Linked DNA regions of Homo sapiens: region 1 is linked to region 2. A link is a loop called in an ENCODE intact Hi-C map of the cell type or tissue named here. Cell type or tissue: psoas muscle. All regions are shown on one strand. Each heading gives the region's core, and the rest is flanking DNA. Links, peaks and the distances in the headings are about the cores only.

Region 1 (8,636 bases), core at 297-8,296, 50 kb before region 2:
GCCACCCCCAGCTCAGCCTCCAGCACCCACTCCTGGGGCTGGGACTGGACTGCTCCATAGCTGTGGTGAGAGATGCTGCATTCCCAGACTGCCACTCAGAGCCCCCTGTGCCCCAACGACTGGGCCTGGGAAACATCAAAGCTGGCCCCGAGGGGGCCTCTGTCCTGACGTCAGCTCACAGAAGGTCCTGGTTAGTGCTTGGCTGGGACAGACTTTAGATGTTTCTTTTTTCTTTTTTTTGTTTTTTGAGACAGAGTTTTCGTTCTTGTTGCCCAGGCTGGAATGCAATGGCACAATCTCAGCTCACGGCAACCTCCGCTTCCCGGGATCAAGCGATTCTCCTGTCTCAGCCTCCCAACTAGCTGGAATTACTGGCATGAGCTACCACGCCCAGCTAATTTTGTATTTTTAGTAGAGACTGAGTTTCTCCATGTTGGTCAGGCTGGTCTCGAACTCCCAACCTCAGGTGATCCACCCGCCTCGGCCTCCCAAAGTGCTGGGATTACAGGCGTGAGCCACCCCGCCCAGCAGATGTTTCAAAAGGCAGAGAATGCAGCTCCCAGGTCTGCTCCAAGCCCCCAGCCCCTGCTATACGCACCTCAACCATGAGGCTCTTTATTCAGGTTGGCCCAGTGCTGCGGCACCCATGTTTGCTCAGAAGACAGTCTGTGGTGTGCCCAGCCTGGCCATCTGCCCAGCTTGCAGCGGGGGACGTTGGCCTGTTGTTTGTTGTTGGGCTATTTTTGAGATAGGGTCTCACTCTGTTGCCCAGGCTGGAGTACAGTGGTGCCATCACGGCTCACTGCAGCCTTGACCTCCAGGGCTCAAGTGATCCTCCCACCTCGGCCTCCTAGGTAGCTGGGACCTCAAGCATGTGCCACCATGCCCAGCTAGTTTTTTATAGAGACAGGGTTTTGCCATGTTGCCCAGGCTGGTCTTGAAATCCTTAGCTCAAGCGATCCTCCCACCTCGGCTTCCAAACTGCTGGGATTATAGGCATGAGCCACTGTGCCTGGCTTTGGTCCGCTGTTTTGTTTTGGGGAAGCAGACAAAGGAGACCTGGCAGAAAGGTCAGACTCCAAGAAAGGAGCTGGGAAGTAAGGGACTCTACTTTTGCTTTGTCAGAAGCTTTGCTGATAACAAGAAATGGAGGACAGCAATGACAGAGAAGAAGGCAGGCGGTTCGGGATTGAGGTGGTACCTGCCTCAAGGTGATGTAGTCACCAGCACATTCCTGTCCCCGCCCCCTGACTTGAGTATGCCCCCAGGACTGTGGTCTGGGAAAGGTCCTGGGCTTCCCGAGGCTGCCTCCTCTTTTGCCACCGGGCCATGCCATGCAACCCCCTCCACTGCACACAAGCCCCCATGGAGATGCAGGCCACGTGACCCCGGAGGCAGCCAGCTCCATGTGCAGCTTTGCTGCTGCCAAACAGCCCTGCCTCCGCTGCTCCCTAGTGACGCTACCTTAGTGTGGCCTCTGCACCCTTCTTTGCCGTGAAATGGGGACAGCGGCCACCACCCCACCTGAGTAAGGGCTAACGGGTTCACATTCACAAAGCCCACACACGGCACAAAACGCAGAGGGTGCTGCTTCCCCGGTATGAGCCTGCCGTACCGGGCTCAGCAGGCAAGAAGCCCTCAGCAACAACAGGCAGACAGGGCCATCTGCCCACACCAGGCGCCGACCCCAACAAAGCCGGAGCTGCAAACACCCAATAAGGACATTTTCCAAGCCATTTCCTTGGCTCCCTAACAGCCATCTATATGCAGACACTCACTCTGCCTGCGTCTCCCGTGCCTGCCCTCCACCCCCACCCCCGCCAGCATCTGGTCTGGTGCCCACCCTCCGTGTTGCTCTCTGGGCTCAGGCCCAGCCAGCCCATGTGTGCATATGTGTGCGTGTATACACACACATATGTGTAAACACAATTGTTACAGAGAGCAGGGAGCAGCAGGAAGTTTTTCCTAGGCACTCCCACTCTAAGTAATTTTGGCTGCTTCAATCCAAGGATCCATCTGGGCCACTCAACTACCCATCTCTCAGGAGCTAGAACTCCTGGTTTAGGAAAAACACCCCCAGGACCTATATAGGCCTCAGAATCTGCCACACATCACTGTTTGATTCTATCAATCAACTTCTCTCTCTCATTAAAGAAAATTCCATCCGGCCAGGCGCAGTGACTCACGCCTGTAATCCCAGCACTTTGGGAGGCCAAGGCGGGCGGATCACAAGATCAGGAGTTTGAGACCAGCTTGGCCAACATGGTAAAAGAAAACGCCATCCGTCAGATGTCTCAGGACCAGGCTGAGATAGAAAGACCCTGGCTGAGTGGGGAGCTTGATGCTACCGGCCCAGAAGTCCTCCAGGAGTGTGCTCCACAGAGGCATGGGGATTTTGCATGGTGGAGCATGACTGTGTGAATAATTGCAGGATCTCCCACACCCCAAGTCAATCAGCCACACATATGTGTCTGACACTTCCACACCAGCACCACACTAAAGACTCAGTCCTTTGGCCGGGTGCGGTGGCTCATGCCTGTAATCCCAACACTTTGGGAGTCCAAGGCAGGTAGACCACTCAAGGTCAGGAGTTCGAGACCAGCCTGGCCAACATGATGAAACCCCATATCTACTAAAAATACAAAAATTAGCTGGGCATGGTGGCGCGTGCCTATAATCCCAGCTACTTGGGCGGCCGAGACAGGAGAATCGCTTGAACCAGGGAGACAGAGGTTGCAGTGAGCCGAGATCATGCCACTGCACTCCAGCCTGGGTGACAGAGCAAGATCCATCTCAAAAAAAAAAAAAAAAAAAGATTCAGTCCCCGGCTCCACGGCCTGGGTCCCTGTAGGGAATATCCCGAATGCCAGATGGCCCCTAGAGTCCAGGTCAAGGTGGGTGGCTCCTGTAGGGCATACATAGACCCCCAAGGGAGAGGTTTGCCAGCTTCCCAGTGTAGGGAGACAGCGCCAGGCCACAGGCCAGGAGAAGCAGCCCTCAACCTGAGAAGCATAAATGTTCCAGGGGAGGAGCAGCCCCGGGGCTCCCTGACCCACAGAGGACAAACTTCCTCTCAAGTCCCCACCACTTGGAAACTCTGAAGGCCAAGCCAGAGGGCCCAGGGTGCCTCCCCAACCCCTGAATAGCCTACCTAATCCTCCCCCAGGGCCCAGTGCACTGTACTGCAGACCTCATACCTTAAAGATCTGACTGATAACTCTGGACTGCTCTTGAGCCACCCCAAATGTGTGTGGCCCAGAGACATTTTTTTTCTTTTTGAAATAGGGTCTCATTCTGTCGCCCCACACTGAAGTGCAGTGATGCAAGCACGGCTCACTGCAGCCTCAACCTCCGAGGCCCAAGCAATTCTCCCACCTCAGCCTCCTGAGTAGCTGGGGCCACAGGCACGTGCCTGCATGCCCAGCTAATTTTCAAATTGTTTTTGTAGAATTGGGGTCCCCCTAGGTTGCCCAGGCTGGTACTGAACTTCTGGGCTGAAGTGATCCTCCTGCCTCAGCCTCCCAAAGTGCTAGGATTACAGGCATGAGCCACCATGCCTGGCCACATTTGTAACGTTTTGAAGAACAGTCTCAATCACTACAGGAATAACTCATTTGAGTGAACAGTAAGTCCAGTCATCTCCCTTTTACCCAGGTTGGCAGAAACACAAAATGCTGCAGGGCTATTTGTGACTCTGAGGATTTAGAATGTCTCCCCCGACTACCACCAGTACACTGTATGTGGTTTCAGTGCAAGCAACCCAGACTGTCTGATGGTGAGCCCAGAGCATAAGGGTTCAGAAGTCACTGAAGATGGACAAGCTGACTCCAAGACCCAGTGAGCTGCAGAGCACAAAATTCTGCTCCCCTTCTGTCTTCCCAGGGTCTACAAAAGGTCCCAGGTTCACCAACAGGAGCCCTCCAAAATCCATCCCAGACCTTGCCCTAAGCAGAGCAAGAGGGAGCAGAGCCAGGGACCCTGCTGAGTTTTCCTATCCTGGGACTTAATATCAGTATCTGGAGAGGTTCCCACATCCAGATTAGAGAAACAGAACAGGATCACCAAGGACTGGGGCAGAAACAATTTAGCAGGCCAGCTCTTACATCTCCGGTGAAAACCGAAACTCAGACTTGCCTGTCCCACTCCCAGGAGGCCCTGGAGGGGGCAGATTAACCTCTAATGGCAGGAGTAAGGCCTTGGGTCCGGCATCACATGGTATCCAAGCATGGAGAGACAAGAATGCCAGCCAGCTGAGTCAGGCACAGCGCCTGTAATCCCAGCAACTTGGGAGGATGAGGCAAGAGGATCCCTTGAGGCCAGGAGTTCCGCCTGAGCAACATAGTCAAAAAAAAAAAAAAAAAAAACAGAAACATGGCACATGACGTAAGGTGCTCCCCAGCCAGGGGTCACCATCAGAACCTGGACCCCGCCCATCTTCTTCTGGGGCTGGAAGGGCTATACCCAGTACATGCCTCTTGCCCTTAGTGACCCTTTATTGGCTGTGGAGTCTCTTAGGAAGTAGCAATGAATGAAAAATGCAGCTGGAGTGAGGTGGTGTGATGAGATGGAAGGAACATAAGTTAGGGAAACCTGGGTTCTGGTTTGATACAGTCACTAATGAGGGTGACCCTGGTCAATCGCCACCTCCTCCCAGGCAGTCCTATCTGTAAAATTACAGAAATGACAGCATGCAACTGAACAGTCACCAAGACCTAACATTGGACTGGCTGCAATGAATCACAGAGGTAGTTACAGAAACGGGGGCCCATTCCCCAGAATCTCCCCCACTCACCATCCGCACAGCCAATCCTCAGAGCCCACTTAGTAAATGCAGCACCAGGCCTGGGAGGGATTAAGAGTGACCTAACAAACAGCAGGTGTGTGGGGTCTGAGGCAGCTGGGGGCTGCAAACAGGGATCCAGCATCATTCTGATGAGCTGCTCTGTTCCTCGGCGCAGCCCCGTGCAGCCTCCCCGGGAGACCTGCCTCTGCCATCTCCTGCCTTGGCCACACACTTGCACTGAAATCTCATTGCCTGGGATACCCCATCACTCTTGCCTCTGCTGTGACTGAGAGCTTTATCCCCCAAGCTAGTAAGCTGGAGGGAAGGGCAGACATTTGTGCCCAGTGTGAGACATCTGTGCCCCCCTGGTGCCTGGGACACGCAGTAAATACCCTGAGAGCACGCGTGGGGGAATGAAGTCACTCAAGTGTCCATTTGACCTGAAATATTGTCCTACATCTACATTTATCCATCTTGGCCAACTTAATTTTCCTCTCTGAGTCTCAGTTTTCTCACTTGGAAGATGGTAGCCTTGAAACCAATTTTAGTAACGCTTTATCAGCCTACAGTCCCTCCCTATGATATTTAAATGAAATTCACATTAAGTATAGACACACAAAAGTCTGCCTATTTTTCAGGAAAGTTAAAAACCCCAGAAATTCTAAGGAACCGTGGAACCCAGGACTCAAAAGCTCTCGGACTAAGCAGACCCCTTCCAAAGGTGAATGCAGGAAGGAGGACCTGGAACAGAATTGCCAAGGGGAACCACAAGTTCTCAGCACTCTCCATGTCTGGGAACGGATCTGGCCCCAAATCCATTCTTGGCCCCAAGAGGAGAGGGACAGACAGCAGCCAGCTGTCTCCTGAAGACGCCAGTGAGGAGCCTGCAGAAATAATATACATCCCAGGGAAGGCAACAGGGCTGCTGGAACAGGAGACTGGGAAATATGCCACGAGCTCAGCCTCAGGAAGACCTCTGTGGTGCTCAGCCAGTGCTCCCAGTGATCCAAGAGGACAAGAAGTCCAGCCCCTGATCACCCAGGGAAGATGGGAAGAGATTTGCTGTGGGCTCAACAGCCATTCACTGGAGGGGTTCGGACCCAAAGTGCTTCCAGGTCTCTGACTCCCAGGGGTTCCAATGTGCAGGATCCTTCAGAGTCCACCATGGAGAACAGTGCCAGGGTGGAGCCTGGGAGCCAGCTTCCCATGGTCCTTCCCGCAGAAGCAGGGGGTGAACTAGACAGGCCAGGACCACTACCTTGGACTGGTTGTAGCCTTAGTTTAATGATTAATTTTCTAAACAGGCTCAGAAAACTCTGATAAATTCCAATTTACGAGCCTTTTTCACCCATCTCTGTCTCCCGCCTAGGAGACTAATAATCCAGGCTGAGAAGCACAGCCTGCAGACCTGGTCAGAGTGGCCACAGCAGTTCACCCCAAATTCCTGGTGGTGAGGAGGACGCCCTTTACACCCTGCCTGCACCCAACCCTGCCTCACCCACCCTACCCTTGGGGATAGGTGGCCTCAATCCCATACAATAAGGAAAATCTTCTCTGGCTTCTAAGAAGTTAAAATAGCCTGGTTGTGGTGGCTTATACCTGTAATCTCAACACTTTGGGAAGCCGAGGTAGAAGGATCACTTGAGCCCAGGAGTTTGAGACCAGCCTGGGCAACATAATGAAACCCCATCTCTACAAAAAATAAGCCAAATGTGGTGGCGCCCACCTGTCGTCCCAGCTACTTGGGAGGCTGAAGTGAGAGGATGGCTTGAACCCGGGAGGTGGAGGTTGCAGTGAGCCAAGATCACGTCACTGCAGCCTGGGTGACAGAGCAAGACCCTGTCTCAAAAAAAAAAAAATTATACACACACACACACACACACACACATACACACACATATATACATATATGTATATACGTATATATACAGACATATATACATATATACATATATATATATATATATATATATATATAGAGAGAGAGAGAGAGAGAGAGAGAGAGAGAGAGAGAGAGGTTAAAATATTCCTTAAACCTGCTCTGTCCAATATGACAGCCCTAGCGACATGAGGCTATTTAAATTTATTTATTTATTTATTTCAAGACAGAGTCTCACTCTGTCATCCAGGCTGGAGTGCAGTGGTGCAATCTCAGCTCACTGCAACCCCCGCCTCCTGAGTTCAAGCAATTCTGCCGCCTCAGCCCCCAAGTAGCTGGGATTACAGGTGCCCGCCACCACGCCCAGCTAATTTTTGTATTTTTAGTAGAGACGGGGTTTCACCATGTTGGCCAGACTGGTCTCGAACTCCTGACCTCAGGTGATCCACCCACCTCGGCCTCCCAAAGTACTGGGATTACAGGCATGAGCCAACGCGCCCGGCCTAAATTTAATTTAAATGAAGTAAAATTGAAAATTCATTTCCTCGGTCACACTAGCCACACTTCCAGTGCTCAGGGGCCATAGGTGGCTGGTGACCACTGTATTGAATCACAGAGAGAAACAGTTCCACCCTCAAAAAAAAAAAAAAAAAAAAGGCCCATCTGACCACCTGCTTCTGGCTGCCCTAGTTCCTCTGACTGCCCACTTCTTGCTAGATCCTGTGCACAGACACACTGCCTTTTTCTTCTTCTTCTTTTTTTAATCCATAGGATTCTGCCTGATAGAGGACACATTTCTTTTCTTTTCTTTCGTTTTTTTTTTTGGACAGAGTTTTGCTCTTTTGCCCAGGCTGGAGTGCAATGGCATGATCTCGGCTCACTGCAACCTCCACCTCCCAGGTTCAAGCATCTCTCCTGCCTCAGCCTCCTGAGTAGCTAGGATTACAGGCACCCGTCACCATGCCTGGCTAATTTTTTGTATTTTTAGTAGAGACAGGGTTTCACCATGTTGGCTGGTCTCGAACTCCTGATCTCAGGTGATCTGCCCACCTTGGCCTCCCAAAGTGCTCTGCCTCCTGCCTGGCGGACAGACTGGGACTGGCGTGAACCACCGCGCCCGACCTAGAGGACACATTTCTGATCCAGAGAACTCTCAACACCATCAGCCTCATTTTATAGACAAGGAAATCGGAGTCAAGGATGCCCCAGTAAATGGCAGGCTCAGGAGCTGCCCCTGGATCTGTCTGGCTCCCAAGTCTGCCTTCTTTCTGTGATGCCACACTGGCTGCTTCTCATTTCACTCATTAATTCCCTGTTACCCACATTCCCTCCACAACCAATCTATTGTGTTTCACATGAGTCCTTTTGTTTGCATGTGCTCTTGTAAAATGCAATTGGTGTTCCACGGGCAGGTATTTCTTACTCATGTGAACGGTCCTGCAAGATCTCTCACCTGCTTCCTACTCGTTGTTCATACTCAGCACTATGTTTTGAGGATCCTTCTCTGTGGCCTTCTCCTACATCCTGCTCTTCTCCCCAGTAGATTAATGTATTGGGCTTTTCTGGGGGAGAAGCAAATGAATGCTCTTTTAAACAGGTGGCGGAACAGAGCTGTCCATAGTTGAAGTCTACGGTGGGCATGGTGGCTCACGCCTGATTGTAATCCCAGCACTTTGGGAGGCCGAAGTGGGCAGATCACCTCAGTTCAGGAGCTTGAGACCAGCCTGGGCAACATGGTGAAACCCCGTCCCTATTAAAAATACAAAAATTAGCCAGGTGTACTGTCGGGCACCTATAATCCCAGCTACTCGGGAGGCTGAAGCACGAGAATCGCTTGAACCCAGGAGATGGAGGTTGCAGTGAGTCGAGGTCGCACCACTGCACTCCAGCCTGGGCGATACAGCGAAACTGAGTCTCAAAAAATAAATAAACAAATACATAAAAATAAAAACATAGTTGAAGTCTACAGCCTCT
Region 2 (8,314 bases), core at 315-8,314:
CTGCTCCATCCATCACTGCCCCTCACCTTCTGTGAAGGGCCCCAACACAAGCCCTGCTTCATACCCTCTTCAATCAGGACTCAAGTCACAGAAAGGTTACCTGATTCTTTTATTTAAGAAAAGTGAAATACATGGACCTGAAGTGAGACAGCAGAGGGAGGGAGTAAGAGCGGCCAGGGCAAGGCAGCTTGGCTGGCCAGCCCCCAACCCTCTGACTGAAAAGCCAGCAGCAGGCTGCATCTCTGAGGGCCATACCTGCTTTGTACCCACCTTGGGGCCTCAGAGCTAGCTACTCTAGAGGACCACAGGGTGCAGAGAGGGTGTCCTGAGGGTCCTTCCTAAGAGGGATTCCTGAGGAGGGAGCTGAGACCCTAAGGGCAGCAGCAATCTTCTGGTTAAACTGCTCCCCTTCACTGTCCCACCTAGGGGTGGGGAAGAGCCAGGAGCAATGGGGAATGCTGTGAGGGCTGTGGGGGTGGGGGGACCCAGCAGACCTGGGGGCCGGGTTGAATGTCAGCTGCTTGAAGAGAGGTCCATGGTGCTGGCACTGAGGCCCCGGGAGACCTGAAACAGACAACACTACCCCATCAGCTCAGGGACCTCGGCCTCCCAAAGACTGGCTCCTAGAGTCCATCCATCCCATGGTCACAGTGTATCTCTGGACCTAGGATCACATCTGTCTCTGGACCAGTCTATCTCTGGACCTGGGACTTTGTTTAGCCTCTGCTAGGGTTTTCCAGAAGGCCACAATCTGGTGGAGAAGCTACCTGGAAGAACCACATGAATACTGGCATATACTTGTGTGTTGATACAAGAAGTCATTTGCCATTAAAATATCACTAGTGTTTTCTCAGATGGGGATTATTTAATACTTTTCTTTTTCCATTCTCATCTACTACTAAGGCGGCTGCAGGATGAAAAAATAATTCGTATCTCCAAATAATTCTTAAATTATTCATAATTCCAAAGTACCAGTTTACAGAATATTCCTATTTCCCTCCTTATTAACTTATTTGCTACTATGTCTGGCCTGAAACTGTCCCTTGGTGGTCAGCACTCACCACAAGCTATCTGCCTGATTCCTTAATGACTGCAATCCCCTGGCTCATCTTCATCCCAGATGACTCCTCTCCCTTCCCTCTTCCCTTACTCCACTGGGCTTGCTCACTGGCTGTCCTTTTTTCCTCACCCACCAATATGCTCACAAGCACTGCTCTCACCTGGAGGGGTGCTGCACTAGGTTGGTTCAGATAGTTCAAGGAGGCTGCTCGCTTCATGTTGCTGCTACAATGGAAAACGGAAGAATTGAGGCCTCCTCTCTTCCTCCTGAGTGGCCTTAAGGCTGTGGGCCTCTTGAGCACTGCCACACTGGGGCACCCATTCTACCCAAACTCTCTCTCCATGGCTGGCCCGTTGACTTCCTCCCTGTTTCTCTCCGAGATACTTCTCCAGAGATCAGGAGCCAAGAGGAGTTGGAGGCAAGGGCTTACTTTACTTGCCTGCTTTACCATATCTTTTTTTTTTTTCTTTTTTTTTTTGAGACGGAGTCTCGCTGTTGTCGCCTGGGCTGGAGTGCAATGGCATGATCTTGGCTCCCTGCAACCTCTGCCTCCTGGGTTCCAGCAATTCTCCTGCCTCAGCCTCCCAAGTAGCTGAGATTACAGGCACCTGCCACCACACCCGACTAATTTTTGTATTTTTAGGAGAGAGTTTCACCTTGTTGGCCAGGCTGGTCTCAAACTCCTGACCTCAGGTGATCCACCCGCCTCGGCCTCCCAAAGTGCTGGGATTACAGGCGTGAGCCACTGCACCCGGCCACTTTACTGTATCTTGACTTCCATGTATACCTGGAGGGCCGAGGCTCAGTCCCCTGGAGCTTCCTCACCAAGAGTTCACTGCTTCTGCGGAGCACATCCCGGATCTTGCCAAGAGAGCCACTCCTCTGCAGGGTCCCACTGCCATCCTGGCAGAAAGGAGTGAGCAATGAAAGCTACAAGGATCCCACACAGATGGGTTTCTGAGTCTACTCCTAGCATTTATTCTGCACACATCCCCCACCCCCAAGGCCCAGTGACTGGAAATAAAAGTCCTGTCAAAAACTGGCTCCCAGAGATACCCCTGAAGGAATACACTACCTAGACTGGGACAGCATGGCCAAGAGCCTCTCACCACCACCAGCAGGAGTGGGCAGGAGAGATGAAAAGGCAATGATCAGACTTACCCCGGACCACTCCACAGCCACAGAAGCATCTTCACCTCCCTCGAATTTCACACTGTCTCCAGGGCCCTCCTGGGAGGTCCTTCTACCATCACTCTCCCCAAGCAGCTCTGCCACCTTCGTCTGGCTGATAGGGTCAGTGCCCTGGAAGGAAAAGGAAGGACCTGGGACTTCCTACTCCTTAACTCCTCAGGATGGGGCTTTCAAATTTTTTTCACCATCAGCCACTGGAAGGAAAACATTTTTCCTTGTGATGTCTCAGTTTATACCTACTGGAATAATACTTACCTTTTCTATTTGCAATGCATTGCTATATATAGATCTGTATATATTTTTATCCCCATGGCCCATACTGAATTGATTTCACAACCTACTATTGAGACCCACAATCTAAGAAATTCTTGATTTAGGCTCTCCCCAACCTCACTCCTCTCACCCATACCACCCAGGTCCCCTCCTTATGAAAGGGCAGGGTTTCTCCTTCATATCCCCATTTAGTGAATCTTGAAACTAGAGTCCTGACCACAAAATGCAGGTGGGGGGTAAGAACATGCTTAAAAACAACCACAATCACAACACTGCCTCACTTTCCTCTCCCTCCTGGCTTCATCAGCCTTTCCGCTTATTCTTAGGAGACTCCCAAGAAACCTCGGCACTCTCTCATCCCCAGGGCCCTTCCCTCTAGGACCTCCTTCCCCTCTGGGCTTCTGACCTGTCTCCGGGACCGCAGGGCACATTCCTCCAGGGTCTCAGCAGCCTCCAGCTTTCCCTGGCGCCTATACAGAGCTCCCAGGTTTCTCAGAGTAGTGTTCACTGTGGGGCTGTGGTGAGAAAGAGACCAGAGAAGGAAGAGAGAATGAGTTCAGAAAACAAAACATTTGTCTTCCAAGCAAGACAAGAGGAAAAAAAATAAGAAAATAGGAGAGGGAACAGAGCTAAAGCTGAGGGAAAGTCTACGGGAGGAAGGGAAAAGGTCTGGGAGGCTGGGAGCAGGGACTGGATGGAGGGCATCGGAGGCCAAGCTGGCTTTTCACTGTCAGCTCACCTGCTCACTTTGCAGGCCTTGTACCAGCCTCCATACTCAGCATAGGGTGTCCCACCCTCATGGTGCCGGCTCTGCAGGACAGAGAGAGGCCAGAAAGAAGGGCAGGGAGAGCCAAATATAAGAATACAGAGATGCTGAGATGCAAGGTGGCATGGGGCTAGGGTGCAGGCTGGGCTGGGGAGGACACCATGCATCTGGGGCTGGTGCTGGGATGGGAAGTGAGAGTTGGGCTAATGCAAGGAGTAAGACAGAGACCCCGGTAGCCTTGAGCTCCCCAGGCTGGCCCCCCTTCCCCCCACTCACTTTGCTCATTTCCTCCCGCTCCTCTGCATGCATCCAGATGGGCTTGTGGTCATCTAGGGGTGATACATGGGGTGGGGAGGTTAGAGATGGGAGCTAGACAGTGTCGGAGAGCCAGGACCCAGAGGCTGACAGGCTGGACTGAAGGGGTCTGGCTCCCCCTGGGAACCGCTGTGGCCTAACCCCCGACCTTTGGTCTGAATTTCTTTTCTTCCCCACAGCCCCTTCCCCAGGCCCTCACCACTCACCATCCACAGACCCAAACTCCTGTACATGGGCACGGGTCAGGATCTCTTTGTATAGTGTCTCAGCCTCAGCATATTTGCCCTGTTTCAGGTAACAGGAAGCCTGGAGGACAGAAAGGCAAAAATACAGGAACAAAACATGGAGGGAGGCAAGGTCTTTTTTTTTTTTTTTTTTTTAGACAAGGTCTTCACCAGGCTCAGGGAGTTCCACTTCTCAGTGTCTCTCTCACTTTCCCCAGAGATCTTTCTCACACCTCCTTCTCCAGGTGTAGGGTCAAGGGTATTCCCAGCCCACTCCCAAGAAGCTGTGGAACTTCTATAACTGGAATGAAGCAGATCCTTCATCCGCAAAGGCAGCCCCAGACATGAGCACAAAGTTGATGAGAGCAGTGTGCCAGACTGTGATGCTTCCTGACTCTAGGACCCAAGTGGCCTCTCCGCCTGCCCCCCCTCCCCCCACCTCTGTGCCCCCCTCTCCGTTTCTTCCACCTACTTTGTCCCTCCTCCCATACCAGGTTGTTCTTGGTCCGGGCTACATTAGGGTTGTCCGGCCCCAGCTGCCCCTCGTAGATGGCCAGTGCTCGCTGGTAGTAGCGTTCCACGGCCTCATACTTGCCCTGGTTTTGGCACAAGAGGGCCAGGTTGTTCAGCTGTTTTGCCACATCTGGATGATTCGTGCCCAGGACCTGAAAGGGAACAAAGGAGTGGATAAATGGCTATGATAACATGTGTGTGCACAAGCACACGTGTGTTTGCATGTAGGCACACACATGTGGAAAGCAGAGGAAAGGGAATGAAGGAAGAGAGAACAAAGCAGAGATGGGGGTGAGAAAAAAAAAGTGAAGGAGGAGGGTTAGACCAGAGGAGCCATGTAGAGAAGGGTCACAGCGACAAGAGAAGAAGGGAGAGAGGGCATGGGTACCTTTTCTCGAATCTCCAGTGCCCGCTGGCACAGAGGCTCTGCCTCCTTGTACTTGCCCCTTTTGCCATAGAGCACAGCCAAATTGTTGAGTGTGGCAGCCACCTATGAAGACAGGCCTGTCCCCATCAGACATTTGGGTTGCAAAAGACCTATGGGAATCTGAGGTTCCCCACCTCCCAGCAGGGCCCAACACTCACTGCACAACTCTAAGAGACAAAGTCTACTACCCTGGAGCCAGGGGCTGAAGGGAGGGGAAATTGCTGAACAGGATGGCTCTGAGGCTAAGGGACAGTATCGCCCTCTAGGGGATTTTAAGAAATTTCTGGAGGTGTTTTTTTTCTTTCTTTTTTTTTTTTTTTTGTTGTTGTTGTTGTCACCATGAAGATTACCTTTGAGGAGGCAAGAACGCTATAGATGTTCTGCATGTGTGGGACAGCTCTGCCAATTTTTTAATGTCCTGCCAGACATCCAAACGCTAAATGTAAACATTGATATTTGATGGGATATCAAGACAGGAGTATGATTTCTGAGATACATCATCCCTGCCTATCATATGTCATACCATAGGGAATTATTTTCACACAGATCACATTCAAAAATAGCTTTTTGGCTGGACGCAGTGGCTCACGCCTGTAATCCCAGCACTTTGGGAGGCCGAGGTGGGCGGATCACCTGAGGTCAGGAGTTCGAGACCAGCCTGACCAACATGGAGAAACCCCGTCTCTACTAAAAGTACAAAATTAGCCAGGCGTAGTGGCATGTCTGTAATCCCAGCTACTCGGGAGGCTGAGGCAGGAGAATTGCTTGAACCCGGGAGGTGGAGGTTGTAGTGAGCCAAGATCGTGCCATGTTGCACTCTAGCCTGGCAACAAGAGTGAAACTCTATCTCAACAAAAAATAAATAACTTTTCAGCTGGGTGTGGTGGCTCACACCTGTAATCCCAGCAGTTTGGAAGGCTGAGGTAGGTGGATCACTTGAGGTCAGGAGTTCAAGACCAGCCTGACCAACATGGTGAAAACCCATCTCTACTAAAAATACAAAAATTAGCCTGGCGTGGTAGCACGTACCTGTAATCCCAGCTACTTGGGAGGCTGAGGCAGGAGGATCACTTGAGCCTGGGAGGCAGAGATTACAGTGAACCCAGATTGTACCACTGCACTATAGGCTGGGTGACACTGCGAAACTCCATCTCAAAAAACAAAACAAAACAAAACAAAACAAACAAACTTTTCATTTTTCATTTTCTGTACATTGACAACTCTATCATTTGCCTTGGCGTGATATCTCTACTTAAGGTTGTTTCTCTCTTTCCTTTTATTTATATTTATTTATTTATTTATTTATTTTAAGATGAAGTCTCACCCCATCACCCAGGTTGAAGTGCAATGGTGCGATCTTGGCTCACTGCAACCTCAGCCTCCTGGGTTCAAGCAATTCTCCTGTCTCAGCCTCCCGAGTACCTGGGACTACAGGTGCATGCCACCACAACTGGCTAATTTTTGTATTATTAGTAGAGACAGGGTTTCACCTTGTTGGTCAGGCTGGTCTCAAACTCCTGACCTCAGGTGATCCGACCACCTCGGCCTCCCAAAGTGCTGAAATTACAGGAGTGAGCCACAGCGCTGGGCCGCTTCTTATTTTGTTGAGACAGAGTCTTGCTCTGTTGCCCAGGCTGGAGTGCAGTGGTGCGATCTCGGCTCGCTGCAACCACCAACCCCCGGATTCAAATGATTCTCCTGCCTCAGTCTCCAAATAGTTGGGATTACAGGCATATGCCACCATGCCTGGCTAATTTTATATTTTTTTTTTAGTAGAGACGGGGTTTTACCATGTTGGCCAGGATGGTCTCAAACTCCTGACCTCAGGTGATCGACCTGCCTTGGCCTCCCAAAGTGGTGGGATTACAGGCGTGAGCCACCAAGCCCAGTCTCTTCCTCTTATACACAAATAAATCTGGTCTGTCATTTATTTTCTTTTTTTTTGAGACAGAGTTTTGCTCTTGCTGCCCAGGCTGGAGTGTAGAGGCGCGATCTCACCTCACTGCAACCTCCACCTTCTGGTTTCGAGTGATTCTCCTGCCTCAGCCTCCTGAGTAGCTGGGATTACAAGTGCCCCCCACCACGCCCGGCTAATTTTTGTATTTTTAGTAGAGACGGGGTTTCACCATGTTGGCCAGGATGGTCTTGAACTCCTGACCTCGTGATTTGCCCACCTTGGCCTCCCAAAGTGCTGGGATTACAGGCATGAGCCACTGTGCCCGACCCTTGTGATTTCTTATAATACTGTACTTTAATAAAGTGTCCACCTATATTTTCTTTTTTTTTTTTTTTTTTTTTTTTTTTTGAGACGGAGTCTCGCTCTGTCGCCCAGGCTGGAGTGCAGTGGCGGGATCTCGGCTCACTGCAAGCTCCGCCTCCCGGGTTCACGCCATTCTCCTGCCTCAGCCTCCCAAGCAGCTGGGACTACAGGCGCCCGCCACTACGCCCGGCTAATTTTTTGTATTTTTAGTAGAGACGGGGTTTCACCGTTTTAGCCAGGATGGTCTCGATCTCCTGACCTCGTGATCCGCCCGCCTCGGCCTCCCAAAGTGCTGGGATTACAGGCGTGAGCCACCGCGCCCGGCCTGTCCACCTATATTTTCATTTTTTTTTTTTTTTTTTGAGACGGAGTCTCGCTCTGTCACCCTGGCTGGAGTGCAATGGCACGATCTCAGCTCACTGCAAGCTCCGCCTCCCGGGTTCACGCCATTCTCCTGCCTTAGCCTCCCGAGTAGCTAGGACTACAGGCGCCCGCCACCACGCCCGGCATTTTTTGTATTTTTTTTAGTAGAGATGGGGTTTCACCATGTTAGCCAGGATGGTCTCGATCTCCTGACCTCGTGATCCACCCTCCTCAGCCTCCCAAAGTGCTGGGATTAGTGCTGGGATTACACTCGTGAGCCACTGTGCCCAGGCCACTTTGCTATTTCTTTTAACAAAGTTGTACTCAATACAACTACTGTTGTTTTGTATTTTTACCTTATTATATTACATTGTATATATTGTCCTTACAAATTACTTTTCTTGTTTTTCTTTTATATTTATTAGAGTAGCATATTAAGTTTTGTAGAAATCATATGTGGATTTACCTATGACTTATCTATTAATTAAATTCAAGCAAAATATTTGTTATAAAAAGGAGTCACTGAGTCTCAGAGAATTGAGAATCATTAGGATCACTGGACAGTGCCTGGAAGAAAGGACTTCTTATGCCTCCTTCCTCAGCACCCTTAGTGAGTGGACTGAGGGCAGCAGATGGATGAGCTAAGAGAGGCCAAAACAGCAATGGTGGGGGGTGCGGGGCGTGGGGTGGGGAGGGCAAGGAATACTGACAGCAGGATGGTCAGGTCCCAAGGTGCTCTCCCGGATGCTAAGGGCATCATTCAGCAGGTGGGCAGCTTCCTTATACTTATTCTGGTCACTGGAAGAAGACAAAAGTGACAGGAGTTACCCTGAACCCGCAAGCCTTCTCCTTCCCTCCTTCCCTTTGGAAGGACTGAGTACATTTAAGGATTGGAGACCTCCATGAGGAGACAGGAAGCCTG

What was found. Hi-C counts contacts between places; a loop is a spot of excess contacts. Peaks named below come from ENCODE experiments on the same cell type or tissue, not always from the same donor. Only the 100,000 strongest peaks of a DNase experiment are listed, where the experiment ranks them.
Region 1: it touches region 2 in a loop (2.3-fold over the local background); 45 of 110 quality-filtered maps call a loop at or near these places.

The regions. Positions count from the first base shown.
Region 1 is chr6:43,116,785-43,125,420 of GRCh38, reverse strand. All of the region lies in intron 1 of PTK7 (protein tyrosine kinase 7 (inactive)), which reads right to left. Among named protein-coding and RNA genes, the nearest start is that of PTK7, 45 kb to the right of the region's middle. RefSeq lists enhancers at 4,399-5,318, 5,319-6,238. In psoas muscle, for the core only: no CTCF peak of the experiment used is centred there; a DNase peak (open chromatin) is centred at 4,260; H3K27ac peaks cover 615 bases.
Region 2 is chr6:43,066,872-43,075,185 of GRCh38, reverse strand. It overlaps KLC4 (kinesin light chain 4), which reads right to left. Exons shown (of 16, transcript NM_201521.3): 6 at 8,103-8,190; 7 at 4,731-4,832; 8 at 4,321-4,494; 9 at 3,812-3,911; 10 at 3,567-3,619; 11 at 3,264-3,334; 12 at 2,931-3,039; 13 at 2,222-2,362; 14 at 1,848-1,963; 15 at 1,221-1,284; 16 at 93-564. The coding sequence ends at 514. KLC4-AS1 (KLC4 antisense RNA 1) reads left to right here. Exons shown (of 2, transcript XR_002956347.1): 2 at 1-853. Among named protein-coding and RNA genes, the nearest start is that of KLC4-AS1, 5.2 kb to the left of the region's middle. RefSeq lists enhancers at 3,504-4,004, 4,841-5,135 and a silencer at 4,841-5,135. In psoas muscle, for the core only: a CTCF peak has its summit at 5,019 (motif pointing left); no DNase peak of the experiment used is centred there; H3K27me3 peaks cover 79 bases.